Linked DNA regions of Homo sapiens: regions 1, 3 and 4 are each linked to region 2. The links are chromatin contacts, found by Hi-C in ENCODE. All regions are on one chromosome and are shown on one strand. Each heading gives the region's core, a stretch centred on a gene start or an enhancer-like site at or near the end of the contact. The rest is flanking DNA. Distances are from core to core; before and after follow the strand shown.

What was found. A loop is a pair of places that touch in the nucleus more often than their neighbours do. Pooled maps may share reads with other maps.
Region 1: a map of CD8-positive, alpha-beta T cell shows a loop between it and region 2 (23-fold over the local background). The contact joins the promoter of FBXL19-AS1 here to the promoter of TUFM in region 2. A Hi-C loop is called at or near these places in 3 of 168 maps with a recorded cell type or tissue (CD8-positive, alpha-beta T cell and naive thymus-derived CD4-positive, alpha-beta T cell), 1 of 37 single-sample maps with no recorded cell type and 9 of 50 pooled maps.
Region 3: a loop to region 2 is called in a pooled map, with 17 times the contacts of the local background. The contact joins the promoter of ZNF646 here to the promoter of TUFM in region 2. A Hi-C loop is called at or near these places in 8 of 50 pooled maps.
Region 4: a loop to region 2 is called in a pooled map, with 17 times the contacts of the local background. The contact joins the promoter of STX4 here to the promoter of TUFM in region 2. A Hi-C loop is called at or near these places in 6 of 50 pooled maps.

What each region holds. Positions count from the first base shown.
Region 1 is chr16:30,921,803-30,925,273 of GRCh38, forward strand. It overlaps FBXL19-AS1 (FBXL19 antisense RNA 1), which reads right to left and starts at 1,467. Exons shown (of 1, transcript NR_024348.1): 1 at 1-1,467. FBXL19 (F-box and leucine rich repeat protein 19) reads left to right here and starts at 1,770. Exons shown (of 11, transcript NM_001382779.1): 1 at 1,770-2,657. RefSeq lists enhancers at 1-808, 549-1,368, 809-1,776, 1,399-1,488, 1,529-1,688.
Region 2 is chr16:28,845,080-28,848,716 of GRCh38, forward strand. TUFM (Tu translation elongation factor, mitochondrial) reads right to left here and starts at 1,269. Exons shown (of 10, transcript NM_003321.5): 1 at 1,139-1,269; 2 at 833-1,027; 3 at 235-401. The coding sequence starts at 1,190. It also overlaps a transcript of SH2B1 not described here. RefSeq lists an enhancer at 1,131-1,620.
Region 3 is chr16:31,073,122-31,076,577 of GRCh38, forward strand. It overlaps ZNF646 (zinc finger protein 646), which reads left to right and starts at 1,301. Exons shown (of 3, transcript NM_014699.4): 1 at 1,301-1,510; 2 at 3,125-3,456. The coding sequence starts at 3,204. ZNF668 (zinc finger protein 668) reads right to left here and starts at 1,119. Exons shown (of 3, transcript NM_024706.5): 1 at 538-1,119. RefSeq lists enhancers at 1-795, 87-381, 1,001-1,534, 1,040-1,179, 1,535-2,067 and a silencer at 270-729.
Region 4 is chr16:31,032,046-31,035,411 of GRCh38, forward strand. STX4 (syntaxin 4) reads left to right here and starts at 1,513. Exons shown (of 11, transcript NM_004604.5): 1 at 1,513-1,790; 2 at 1,968-2,069; 3 at 2,181-2,280; 4 at 2,417-2,491; 5 at 2,925-2,995. The coding sequence starts at 1,761. RefSeq lists enhancers at 837-1,348, 1,861-2,371.

The DNA of each region.
Region 1 (3,471 bases), core at 217-2,716, 2.1 Mb after region 2:
ACCCCGATGAGGAGGGGCGGGGGTCGGTTCAATCTGGGAGGAGCCTGCGGGTCAGTTTTCTTCTCACAGGAGCGAACTCTGTCCGGCATCATGGATTCCTGGGCTCCCAGAACGGCTGGGCTGGAAGGGACCTTAGAAAGGGATCTACCACCGCGTGCCCCGTGCCAGAGTTGGGCACTTTGGTGACAAGAACATTGGCTTGTTTAACACTCACAACTGTGCTTCGAGGTGGGGATCATTATCCCCATTGTCCCCATTTTGCAGATGAGAAAAAGCAAGGTTTGGTGGCTTCCCGGGGCGGGGCGGGGATTCGCTGTGACTCCAGGTCCTTTTCCCCGGAGCCCGCACGTCTTGTAAGACACTGATTCCCGGAGGTCTGAGGAGCAGGAATCGAGTGGGAGGTGCCCAGGCTTTCTAGGGAACAAGAGTGTGAATGCACTCTCGACGAGAACCACGCCCCCCTGTTCGACAAGACTGATTCCTGCTGCCTTCCTTTAAGGGCCCTCCCCTGAAACGCGAAGTCCTCGCCCCATGGAGAGGCGGACATTCTTTATTCCCGGATCGCCCGACGTTTTTCTCCCCCACCCGCACTGATCCCCACTGGTGACATAAATCCTTCCCCTCCACTCGCGAGTGAAAGCTTGGGACTACATTTCCCGCCAGGCTGTTCAGAAGCCGGTGGCGGAGAGAGGAGAAAAGAGTCTTTCCGTTTCCGTCGCCTCGCAATTTGGCGTGTCCGCCGGGATTCACATTTCAACAGCGACGTCCTTTCTCTGTTGGACTCGGCAAGGAACTACATTTCCCAGCAGGCACCGGCGCAGAGGTCGAGGGGCGAGGTCGCCATCTTTTTCGTAGTCCTCTCCCTCATTTCCGCAGGGAAGAGGCCAGACGCCTGGACTACACATCCCATGTCGCAGTCGCCCCGGCCCTGCAGCCGCCATCTTTGCCGGTGGCCCCGCCCCATCCCCTTCCATTGTCTCGACTTGAGATGATAGACGGGAGCCGGGAGACTGCAACTCCCGTCAGGCCGTGCGCCACTGGTGGGGGGGATTTCGAGACCACAGGCGGGCGAGGTGCCCAAGGTGGTGGAAAGCGGAGACCGGGAGAGGCTAGGTAGCCTGCCATCTTTACGGTAGTCTCCTCGTCCTCCTGGTTCCGCCATTCTTAAGGAACACTGGAAGGCTATAAAACTACTAATCCCATCGCACCTCGTAAGATCGACTACTAGTCAGGTGTATGTCCCTCTTCCGCCATCTTGCTTGTAGTCCTCTTTCCTTTTCACCTTTCCATTGTTCCTGACGAGTAGAAATGGCAGCGGGAAGGCAGCAGATGGACTGCGACTCCCGTCAGGTACCACACACGCGGAGGGTTGTGGACAGGAGGGCGTGTGAGTGCCTGGGAAGGAGGTCGGGTCGGGGGAGAAGGCCATCTTGTTTGTAGTCATCGTTCCCTCTCCTTCTCGATGTTCTGCAACTGGGAGCCTCGGGGCAACGGGACTCTAACTCCCGGCATCCTCGGCTCCCGGCTGGGCACGCCCTCCGCCGTCCTGTTTGTAGTTCCCGCTGTCCCCAGCGTCCTATTGTTCCCCCGTAGCATCAGTGGCCGCAGGACTACAACTCCCGTCGAGCCCTGCGTGCGTTCGTCCTGGAAAGTGGAGGTGGTGGAGGAAGGAGGGGGAAGGGGGCGGGGTTCCTCTGGGAGAAGGAGGGAGTAAAGAGGGGGAGGAGGAGGAGGAGGAGGGAAGGAGGAGGGAGGGGAGGGGAGGGGGGAAGAGAGGAGGAAGGAGGAAGGAGCTGAGGAGGGATGAGAGAGGCGGCCAGGGCCCCGGGCCGTAGCAGCGCGGGGCTGGGGGACCAGGGGGGCTGAGACACCCCAACTGCCCCCTTCCCCTTTCCCTCTCCCCCTCTATCCTTTCCTTCCACCCTCCCGCTTGAGGAGGGGGATTTATTCAAATTTTATTTAAATCCCTATCTCCCGAGGGTCGCGCGCTTGGGGGAGGGGGAGAGGTCGGGGGTGCGCGCGGGCTGGGGGGGGCGGGGCCGGAGCAGCTTCCTTCACCTCCCCCTCCGCTCGCCTCGCAGCCGTAGGGCAGGGGGTCGCAGTCCAGGGGCGGGCCCAGGGGAGGGGGGCAGGTTACAGCGACCCCCCCCTCCCCGGGAACCGGCGGTGGGCGGGCTTGAACCCCGGAAACGGTGGGGGGGGCCCAGGCCTGGCACTGGACCCCTGGGCAGTGGGGTCCGGGAAGGGGCCAGTTAAAGGGCCAGGGGCGCTGGGGAGAGGCGGGGCGGGGTGGGGGGAGGGGAGCTGGGACTCGGACCCGGGACTGAGTGGGCCCCGGGCAGAAGCTGAGCACCCTGCGCCCAAGGAGCCCCCGTTGGCCTGGGGGGGCTGAGGGACTGAGCCTCCCAGAGCAGGACCTCCCCCTGGAAGGGCCGCGCCGCAGCCCGTGGGAGGGCCTCGCCCCCGGCGCCCCCCATCTCCACTCGCCGCCGTCCCGGCCTCCGCCGGAGGGAGGGGCCGAGCGCCCTCGGGGGGCCGTGGACCCCGGCGTTCTGAGCGTTCCGCGCCCCGCGCCGCCCGGCCCCCCCGCCGCCGATGGCCGCCGACCCGCCGGGAGCTGCCGAGAAGGGAGAGATGGCTCCCGGGACACGTGTGAGGTGGGTTCATGCGGCTCCTCCTCACCCCCAGACCTGGGCAGCGCCCACTCCCATTCATCCTCAGCCCGGCCTCTCTCTACCTTCCCCGCCCCCAGCCTCACCCTCTCTCTACTCCAAACTCATCTCCAGCCCTCCTTCCTATGACCTCTCCACCCTGGGGAACTGGCCCTCCTTCCTAGACCCTGCTTCCCCTTGAAAGCCCCCACCCCCGCCTGCAGTCGCCGCCCTCCAGGCCCCTCCCCTGGAGCGCTGGAGGGCCCCTTAGCCCCATGGATGGGTATGAAAGTCCCCGGAAAGGGGGAATCTGGGGTAAGACTGACTGGGAAGAGACCCTCCAGGCTTCTAATTCCACATGGGATCTTGGAGGATCTGGTTTCCATGGGAGGGGGAGCCCAAGGGATTCTAGATGATTAGGGATGAAAGCAGCCCGGGAAGCTGGGGGTCCTAGGACTGAGCCCATCCTCAGTTCTGGGAAGATGTCAGGCTGGATTCTAGAATCCCAAGGAATTTGGGAGATTGCCCAGGTGGACCTGAGGGATCCAAGAGGAGGGTGTCCTGGAGGAGGGAACCCTGTGGGGAACAAGAGGGGCTGAGATCTTGGGCTGAGAAGGGTCTCTGAAGAAGCATCTCCAGGGCTGTCAGAGCTCTGGGGAGTTAGTGGGCAGAGGAGATCGTTAGGGACTTGGGGGCAAGGATCTCGCTGGATCTGGTGAGGATAACTGGGTTGAGGGGAAGAGAGATTGGATGGCTGCTGTGGATGAAAAGGTTGGTGGGGCGGGGGGGAGGAAAAGTCCGGAGCTTCCGTCTAGGAATC
Region 2 (3,637 bases), core at 19-2,518:
AGCCAAGTTCAACGAGCTCTTCAGTTCACATCCATATAGCCAAGTGTAGCAGTTAGAAACTCAGGCCCACCTTTCTCTACCATCTCCTCACCACCCATTCTGCGTGGCCAAGACCACAAACCTGCCATCTCATACCCAAACACTGAATATCTTAATCTCCTCCCCACAAGCCTAACATTTATCCTGACAAGAGGCAGCTTCTGGCCCTGTCTCCAGTGTCCCAGCAACCCTCACCTTAACATAATCTGCATGACCCGGGCAGTCTGTGTGGGCGTAGTGGCGGGCGGCAGTGCTATACTCCACATGAGCCGCATTGATGGTGATACCCCGAGCTCGCTCCTCCGGGGCATTGTCAATCTCCTCGTACTTCTTGAACTTAGCCCCACCTCCCTCAGCTAGAACTAAAGGAGGAAAAGAACACACCTCTCAGCTAAAGTTCCAGTGCTAGAGGCAGAGCTTAGACCACGCCCCTGAACCCTCCCACCTAAATACATAACCTCCTCCAATCTCTAACTCTTCCAGCAGAGAGAACTGTGGGTCAGAAAGAAATGTTAGAGGGCCTTAAGGGTCTGCCCTGTGACTTCTTTAGGGTACAGCCTCTGCTTGCAGAGCATTCCCCACGACTTTGTGATCCCCAAGCCATTGGTGGATCACAAAGTTCTTCCTGTTCAGGAGAAATTTGTCTCTTGCATCTCCCAATCCACCTGTCGCACAAATTCGGGCTCTTGGGGCCACAGTAAACTCCTCCAGCAGACACTCTGCTGGCCTTGCCTCCCTGGCTCCAGGTCCCATCAGTAGATAGGGCGCTGCTGGACGCCCCAACCCCACTCACTCTTCGTGATGGCTGCAGTCAGCGTGGTCTTCCCGTGGTCCACATGGCCGATGGTACCCACATTCACATGTGGCTTGTCGCGCACGTAAGTCTTCTTGGCCTCCACGGCCAGGCCGCGGCACAAGAGAGGCAATGCCGGGGCTTTCAGCAGCCGCAACAGACCCTGCAGCAGGAAGGTCCGGCCGGCGGCGAGACCTGCCGGGACCGAAGCTTGGAGTCAGGCAGGGAAGGGGTCAGACCGAACCCAGCCACCTACCACTCCCCCAAAGTGTTCCTGGGCCGCCATCGCCCTCCCTGACCACTCACCGCTGAAGTGGGGCGTCGCGCGCAGCAGGGTGGCGGCCGCCATTGTGGTCATACTCGCGCCCCGGTAACCGGGGAGCCGGGACCAGGAGCCCGAGCGCACAGAAGAAGAAGGGCGCCTGCGGCTGGAAGGCACTTCCGGCGGAAGTTAGAGCTGGGAGGGCAAGTCCGGGCCCCTCTAGCCGCCAGTGTCTATGGCCGTCTCAGCCGACGTCGGGCGCGCGGCTGAAGACGTCATGGAGGGGGCTGGTGTCTCGAGGGCGGAGTATGATGGAGAGGTTTTCCACCACTCGCGCCTCTCGGGCTGAGGGGCAACGTAGTTCTCTCTGGCGGTCGCAGGGGGCACTGAGGAGCGTCCCCTAAATCACCGGCGCCGCGAAGGCTCATGGGCGTAGTAGTTCTCAGGTCGGCGGGCTGTGGAGGTGATCAGAGTGGGAGTCAGGCGGGCTAGGCCGGACCCGGAGGGAGGGGCTCGGGCTCCGGGAGGCAGCTGCGGCTCCGACTGCTCAGGAACCTCCTCCTGGGCCCGGCAGAGAGAGACCCCGAGTCCCCCGGAGTCCGACTCGCTACGCGGGTCTTGCGAGATATCTGGCCGCCTCTGCCGCAGCTGGAGGTAGGGGACCAGGTCCTGGACGCCTTTCGGGGATGGGGTGAAGTGTGACCTCCCTCTTCGCTGAGACTTTGTTTTCTAATCTGTAAAATGGGAATAGTAGTATCCACTTCATAGGGAGAGCCTGACATCTAGCCCTGAGAGGAGATGAACTGGGTAGGAGTCAGTGTTGGGCCCTGTGAGGTCAGGCAGCTTGCGGGGACCCTGTACTGCTAGACCTCACAGGGCCAGAGCCCACAAGACAGACAGCTTCGCTGCCCACCCCTGTAGTCCCTCAGCAGCCTAAGGAGCAGTTCCGTTGGGCATCGCCCCACCCATCTAATTTTGCAGATGAGGAGCCAAGGATGAGGAGCCAGCTAGGGGAGCCTTTAAGGGGAGCCTGAGTCTCCTTTAATCTGTCGGTGTCCCCAGCACCTAACAGGGTGGAGCATGCAGTGAATGTTGAATGAATGGGTGCAAGGGTAGTCAATGTCCCTTAACTTTCACATCCATCATCTCATGGCAGCTTCCACAGGGCACTCCAAAGTGTTAATTATGGCTGCTTAACCCTGGCTAATGTTTCGGAACTCATCAGATCCTGAGACTCAGTGGACAGTGTTTGTTTCAAATAGATTCCCTAATTCCTCCCCTGGAGGTTATGATTCCGTGGGGTCTATGCACAGACTGGGAAGCTATATAACAAACACTCTTCTAAAACTGAGAAGAGGCTGGGCACGGTGGCTATAGTGCCAGCCTATAGTCCCAGCAGTTTGGGAGGCTGAGGTGGGAGGACGGTTTGAAGCCAGGAGTTCAAGACCAGCCTGGGCAGATTAGGAGACCCTATCTCTACAAAAAAAAATTTAAAATTAGCCAGGCACAGTAGCATGCAGCTATAGCCCCTCCTACTCAGGAGGCCGAGGCAGGAGGATCGCCTGAGCTCAGGAGTTCAAGGCTGTGGTGAGGTATGATCATGACACTGCACCCCACCGTGAGTGACAGAGAAAGACCCCATCTTTTTTTTTTTTTTTTTTTTTTTTTTGGAGACAGAGTCTCACTCTGTCGCCCAGGCTGGAGTGCAATGGGGCGATCTCGGCTCACTGCAACCTCCACCTCCTGGGTTGAAGCAATTCTCCCACCTCAGCCTCCTGAGTAGCTGGGACTACAGGCATGTGCCACCACGCCTGGCTAATTTTAGTATTTTTAGTACAGATGGGGTTTCACCTCGTTGGCCAGACGGCTCTCGAACTCCAGACCTCAAGTGATCCGCCCATTGTGGCCTCCCAAAGTGCTGGGACTACAGGCGTGAGCTACCACGCTCAGCCAAGAAAGACCCCATCTCTATAAAAATATTTTGGCCAGGCGTGGTGGCTCACACCTGTAATCCTAGCACTTTGGGAGGCCGGGCGGGTGGATTGCTTGAGTTCAGGAGTTCGAGAACAGCCTGGGCAACACGGTGAAACTCTGTCTCTACTAAAATACAAAAAATTAGCTGGGCGTGGCAGTGTGCACCTGTAGTACCAGCTACTCAGGAGGCTGAGGCAGGATAATTGTTTGCACCCGGGAGGCGGAGCTTGCAGTGAGCTGAGATGGTGCCACTGCACTCCACCCTGGGCGACACAGCGAGACTCCGTCTCCAAAAAAAAAAATTTTTTTTCAAATGAAAACTCAGAGGAGTTTAGGAAACTCTGAACTAGAGCTTTATGATGTTCAGGCATTCCTATTGTTTCACAATCAGCGCTCCCAGTGCTACCCTGGGTAGTAGGAACTATTATTTCCTCCATTTTGCAGGTGTGAAAACTGACGGTCAGGGTGATTAAGGAATCCACCACCACTAAACCCCAAAAAGTGTGCACACCGCACTGTCCTTTTTTTTTTTTTTTTTTTTTTGAGACAGAGTCACACTCTGTTGCCCA
Region 3 (3,456 bases), core at 51-2,550, 2.2 Mb after region 2:
GCAGCCCCTGGAGGGCAGGACCCCGGTTATAAGCCTCAGAAAACGTGGCTTCGGAGGACGTGGCAAGGAGGACTGAACGAAGGATGAGGAGATGAACAAATGAATGGACGGAAGGCCGAATGAGGGACAAAGGCTTGCAAGATGGCGTTCTCTAGGACCGCGGGAGTGGTGGCCGGGCCTCAGCAGGGGAGGGGGCCGCCGGCGCCTGGGATCTTGCAGCGCGGGCCACGCGACCGGGACAAAAACCCAAAACATGGCGGGCTCTAGGACCCCCGGGACCACACCGCGCCGGGCCAGCAGCCGCGCGGGCCGAGCCTGGGTGTCCGCAGCCCAGAACCGCGGAGACAGCCGGCGGGTTCTAGGACCTGCTGGGCCCGCAATGCGCCCGGGGCCGCTCACAGCCCGCCCCGCCCGCGCTGCTCGCGCTGGGCCAACCCGGCCCGCCCTCGGCGCCCGCAGGGAAACTGAGGCCAGCTCGGATCGTGGCCGCGTGGGAGCTGCCCGGGGCCCTCGCGGCTTCCCGCCGACGTTTCCTACCTGATGAGACTTGTGCTGACTCCGTGGCGTCGGCGTCGGCTCCTCGCACCGACGGAGCCCGGACCCTGCCAAACAGGGGCCGGCGCTAGGACCCAGCGGGGGGCGGGGAGGTGGGACCGGTGGCGCGGCGAGCGGAAGTGAGGGATCTTCCTCAGCTAGGAAGGAAGGGAAAGTTCCCGGGGAACCTCCAGCCTATGGCGGCAGAGAAGCATCTTGCAAGAGGTCTCTGTGTGTGCTGAGGCAAGGGGACGCCAGGCAGGCTGACGGTATACGCCCGCCTTGTGTTAGTCTGGGGCCAGGTCACCGGCAATGTCTTCAAGAACCAGAAGGTGGGAGGACAAAAAGGCCATGCTCAAGCTCTGCAAAACCTAAGTCCAATTATATTCCACAACATTTCCTTTAATAGCAAGGAGTGGGTTTCACGAAGTTTTCTCCATCTGCCTTGGGAAAAGTCCTCCAGAGAGCCCCACGAAAAGTGTCACCAAAGTACTGTGGCCAGGGCTGTAGAATCTTTTTCTCCCTTTCTGCGCCTATTCAATATGCACCGGAACGATTCTAGCTGCTCTTGCCGGAAGTGTGGCTAGCTTAGCGTGCAAAGACGCCGCGTTGTGACCTACGTGGGCGGAGTCAGCCGTGCAGACCTAGAACTTAGCGCCGGAAGTGTGTCTGCGTAAAACTGCGGCTCGGAGGCGGGACAGGCAGTGCTCCCGAAGCGGAAGTTTCGCGGGGAAGCTTTTGCACCTAAGGACACTTCCTGTTTCCTAGTAACAATAGGAAGTGTCCGTAGAGCTGGGAGTAGACTCCTGGCTCATGCCAGCTGCGCCCTCTTTTCTCTACCTCCTTCCTCTTCCCCCCTTCTCCTTTCCCTCTTTCCCTTCCCTCCCACCTCCCGGGAACCCTGGCTGAGTGTGCGTGTGTGGGAGCGCGAGAGCCCCCCGACAGCCACCCCTTGGGGCGCGCGGCTGCAGTTAGGGTAAGGGTCCCAGTGCGCAGGCGCGCTCTTGTTCGCGGTCCCCAACTGACGCGCCCGCGGCGGGAAGGAGAGGGGGCCGCCGGTGCGAGGTAGGCGTCCTGAGAGGAAATTGGCAGACGAGATGAGTGAGGTCAGAGGACTTCATTGGTGGTTGACTAGGGGAGGGGACTTTTGATCAAAGGGGCTTTGTGAGGTGAGAATTCCGGGGGCAGGTTCAGTGAAGGGGTTTACGGTCGGAGACAGTTGTACTGGGGTCCCATGGGAAGAAGAGTCAGAGTTGGAGAAGGACAAGACGATGTAGGGGGCATGAGAGAGCAAGGGCTTTGGGATGAAGACCGCCTCAGTCAGGGGGTTTGCTGTTACGTGAACTAGAATAACAGGCATTGCCGTGTGTTCTGAGGATTGAGTAACACAATGAATATAGTTAGCACAGTGCCTGGCACATGGTAATATAATACTCTTCATGAGTTGCTGTCATCATCAGTATTAAGAGAGGAGGCAGAAGAAAAAAATGAGAAAGACTGGTGAGGGTAAGATCAGGAGGCATGGGAGAGAAAAGGTAGGCAATGAAGTGACATTACAACCTGGTATTGATGTTATTCCCAAGATGGAAGATAGTTTGAGTTCAAGGGAAGTAGATAAAAGAAGTCGCTAAGAGAGTCTTTTGGGGTTTTTTGTTTTTTTGAGATGGAGTCTCGCTCTGTCACCCAGGCTGGAGTGCTGTGGTGGGATCTCAGCTCACTGCAACCTCCACCTCCCAGGTTCAAGCAGTTCTTCAGCCTCAGCCTCCTGAGTAGCTAGAATTACAGGTGCCCACCACCACGCCCGGCTAATTTTTGTATTTTTAGTAGAGACAGGGTTTCACCATGTTGTCCAGGCTGGTCTTGAACTCCTGAACTCAGGTGATCCACCAGCCTCGGCCTCCCAAAGTGCTGGGATTACAGGCGTGAGCCACCACACCTGGCCCAGTTAAGAGAGTCTTAACTCTCTTAACTCTCTTGTCACAAGGAAAAGAGACCTTGTGACACTGAAATGACTCGGGGTGGTGGGGGAACAAGCCAGCCCTTTCCCTGAAGGAGGCCTCTAACCTCTCCTCTCAGGTCCTCAGCTATTAACTGGAGGAAACAGCTGCTTTTTCAGTGCTTCTCAGCTACTCTGTTTAGCTGAGAGATGAAGTAGGAAGATTTGGACTTCTCTTATTGAAAGGCCTAGAGAAGGTTTTGGTGTCCTTTTAAGATGTCACAGAAAATTTTTGTTTCAGGATTGTAGGGAGCAGATTCCTACTGTTCTTAAAGGACAGTAATGCCTTTTGAGTCTGGTCTGAAGAACATAACAGGTCTGTGATCAGAAGTAGGTTGCATCTCTCTCAACTTTAATTTCCTTAGCTATACCTGTAGGGATGACTTAAGCCTAGGGGAGCTCCTATATTTGGGAAGCTTGTGCACAGGGAAGCCTTAAATGATGGTGCCTGCAGATTGGATCTAGTAGAAATTAGGTCCTTGGGCATGGATGCTTGGGGAACCTCTCAGTGACCTCAGGTGAACTTGTTGCTCGTAGAGCCAAGAGGCGAAGTTAATTCAGGCCTTCCTTTTGACCACTGCCCCCTCTTCCTAGGCCTTGGCCCCTCCACCAGAGGAAGGTGCTGCCACGTGTCTGCTCCTTCTGAACCTCCAGGTTTCTGCTACGTTGCCCCATGGAGGACACACCCCCCTCACTCAGCTGCTCCGACTGTCAGCGCCACTTTCCCAGCCTCCCAGAGCTCTCTCGGCACCGAGAACTGCTCCATCCATCTCCCAACCAGGACAGTGAGGAGGCTGACAGCATCCCTCGGCCCTACCGTTGTCAGCAGTGTGGGCGGGGCTACCGTCACCCCGGGAGCCTGGTTAACCATCGTCGGACCCACGAGACTGGCCTTTTCCCCTGTACCACCTGTGGCAAGGACTTCT
Region 4 (3,366 bases), core at 263-2,762, 2.2 Mb after region 2:
CAACTCAGTCCCAGGAATCTAGGTTTCCTGACCAGGGCATAGCAGAAAGGGTCCATTCCTTTCCTTGCTTGTACCTTCACAGAAGCTTCCTGGACAGAGCCCTGGGGTCCAGGAGACCTGTTATTCATTCCCGGCTATGCTGAGACTTGCTGAGTGACCTTGGGGACTCCTTCTAGAGAATATAAGTTCCACGAGTGCAGGAATTTTTGTCTATTAGTCCTTGATGTATCTCCAGCCCTAGAACAGTGTTTGGCCCATACTATGTGCCCAAAAAATATCCATTAAATGACTGAATGTTGCTGTGCATGGTGGTGCATGCCTGTAATCCCAGCACTTTGGGAAGCTGAGGCAGAAGGATTGCTTAAGCCCAGGAGTTAGAGACCAGCTTGGACAACATAGTGAGACCGCATCTCGTAAAAATTTTTAAAAATAAAAAATGAGTGAATATCTAGATAGCCAGGATTAGAGAAGTGTCACAGTCAGAAAGCCTGAAGCCTAAAGAAGACCAAGGAACCAGGGGCTTTATCCTCAGATACATGAAAGCCTGAAATTCTGTCCACAAGTATTTATAGAGGGCCCGTAATGTTCTTGGTACTGGGCTAGGAACTCCCCAGATTCAGTTAAGAACAAAGTCATTACCTGGCCTCAGATGCAAGGCAGGGGCTGGGGGGTGTGAGTGGCAGGGAGGCAGCGTGATCAATACAAACACTTTTCTTAGCCTGAGCTGCCCTGACATGGTCTGACGGCTCACAAGGTGGTGAGTGCAGCCGGGCTGCAGTGTTCAAGGAGGGCGCCGGCTGGCCGCCCACCTGTCAGAGGCTGCGCCAGAAGGATGCGGAAGAAGAGATTTCTGCCTTGGCTGAGGTCACTTCCCACCCCCAGATTCCCTGCCCACACAACCCTGCAATTTTCTGACGCTGACGACTCGGATCCTATTATTTCCCGATTTTCAAGGTCCCATGATGCTGACAGCCCCAAATGCTAAGTCGTCAGTCCGCCCACGCCCTGGACCCGAAAGCAATAAAGGCGAGGTCAGCAAGGGTCCTACCACCCACTGCCTCGAAAGGCCTCTGGGGGTGGTCGGCGCGCCCCTCCCCACCTCGCGGGGGCCGTGTGGGCGTCGCTCGGTCGTTGGGGTGCCGGGGACGTCGTGATGAGAACGGCGTCCCAGAGACGGCGGTGACAGAGCCGGGACACGTGACAGTCACAGGGTCACATTCTGCGGTCCACGAGTTTGGGACCGGGCTGGTCACGTGACGCGGTGGGGGCACCATGGGGTGATGTGAGATGCGGGTGTCTCGGATTACGTACAAATGACGTATTCCTACCCCTTTTGGCAACCAGATTTCCGTTGGAAGATGCAACGGTTCCGGTGACGGTAGCAAGTTCTCGCGTCCAGGCATCTCCGCTTCCGCTCGGGGCGCAACAACTTCCGACTCCACCTTCCCAGCCTCGGGCAAGGAAGAGACGCGACCATGTGCGCATGCCCCGAATTTATCACGGAGGGGCGGGGCTGAGGCTGCGGGAGCTGGAGCGGGGAAGAAAAGGGAATTCCAACCTGTGGAACCTTGGGGGGTCCCCGGGGTCGGCGCCTTCCCATTGACTGTGGGCGGTGCAAGGGACGGAGCCTCTGGCGGCTCGTGGGGGTGTTGGGGTCCGCAGGGGGAGGGAGGGGAGTGTCAGAGTGTGAGCGGGGTACGGGAATTCCAAATTTGAGGGCCTCCCGGCTCTGGCGCCGGGGAGGGAGAGCTCAGGCCGCCATGCGGGACAGGACCCACGAGCTGAGACAGGTGAGACGCCAGGGCAGCGGGGATGGGGACGGGCGGACGAACTGGAACGCAGGACTTCTGGTCTTCGGGATAGGGAGGGGTGGCTGATGGCCAGGAAGGAAAGTCCCGGAAGCCTGTGGGTCCTGCGGGGTAAGAGCCGCAGCGAAACGGTGGTGCCAATGACTCCGGGCCTGGCAGGGGGATGACAGCTCGGACGAAGAGGACAAGGAGCGGGTCGCGCTGGTGGTGCACCCGGGCACGGCACGGCTGGGGAGCCCGGACGAGGAGTTCTTCCACAAGGTAAGGGGCTGGGGTCTCCGCCTGGATTCGCGAGGGTGTAGGAGGACCCGAGGAGTAGCGTGGTCTGGAGTACCCCATATCTCTTTCAGCCCTCTCGGTCACCCTCCCCAGGTCCGGACAATTCGGCAGACTATTGTCAAACTGGGGAATAAAGTCCAGGAGTTGGAGAAACAGCAGGTCACCATCCTGGCCACGCCCCTTCCCGAGGAGAGTGAGTGAAACCCCGGCTGCAGGGCGCATGCTCCGCCCCAGGGATTGTGGGGGTTGTAGTTCCACGCAGGTGGTGGCCAGAGTGGTTTGTTGAGGTGGGGGCTGCTGTTTGGGAGTCTTGGCCTTCTCTTATTCAGGCATGAAGCAGGAGCTGCAGAACCTGCGCGATGAGATCAAACAGCTGGGGAGGGAGATCCGCCTGCAGCTGAAGGGTGAGCTCCTGGGACCTCAGACAGATCCTTCCCTCTGATCCTGCCCTGTTGTTGGTATATCTGGGGAGTGTGTGGCCCAGAGAAGCCAGTGATATATCCAGGTCACACAGCAGGCCTGGGTCTAGCATCTGTCTCCTGGCCTCCAGGCCATTGTACTCTCCACAGCACAAGTCCGCCTCTCAGGTTCTTTTATTTACAATGAAACCATTTACTTACACAGTTATCGCTGCCCACTGGGCATTCTTTGGGCAGGGAGATGGAGTTTTGTTAGGTGGCCTCTGCATACCTATGGGAACTCAGTGATGTAATGCAAAGAAAAATAAACTTACTTTCTCCTCTTAGAGGCTCAGCCTTAGTCATTTTATGATAAATTATATTTCCCTAAAAATCCTATGGAGACAAGTACCCCCAATACCCCTGTGTCTTCCCACAGCCATAGAGCCCCAGAAGGAGGAAGCTGATGAGAACTATAACTCCGTCAACACAAGAATGAGAAAAACCCAGGTGGGTTTTTTTTCTCAGAAATGAGGACATTTCAGCAAATGTTTCATGAAGTATTAGATGACAGGTGTATGAAGGAAGGGCCTGCAGAGATCATGGAGTCCAATTGGATGACTTTTCCAAATGGGGAAACTGAGCTCAGAGAGAGAAAGAACTTGCTCAAGGTCAGGAAGCCAGGTCTCCTGATGCTCAGTCCGGTTATAACACCCTGCTTTATTTTCTTCCATTCAATAGGAAGTTACTGTGACCCCAGACAAGACCTAGTCTTGGCTGTGGGACACATGTTTTCTTTTCTTTTTTTGCCTCAGCCTCCTGAATAGCTGGGATTACAGGCGGACACCCCCATGCCCAGCTAATTTTTGTAGTTTTAGTAG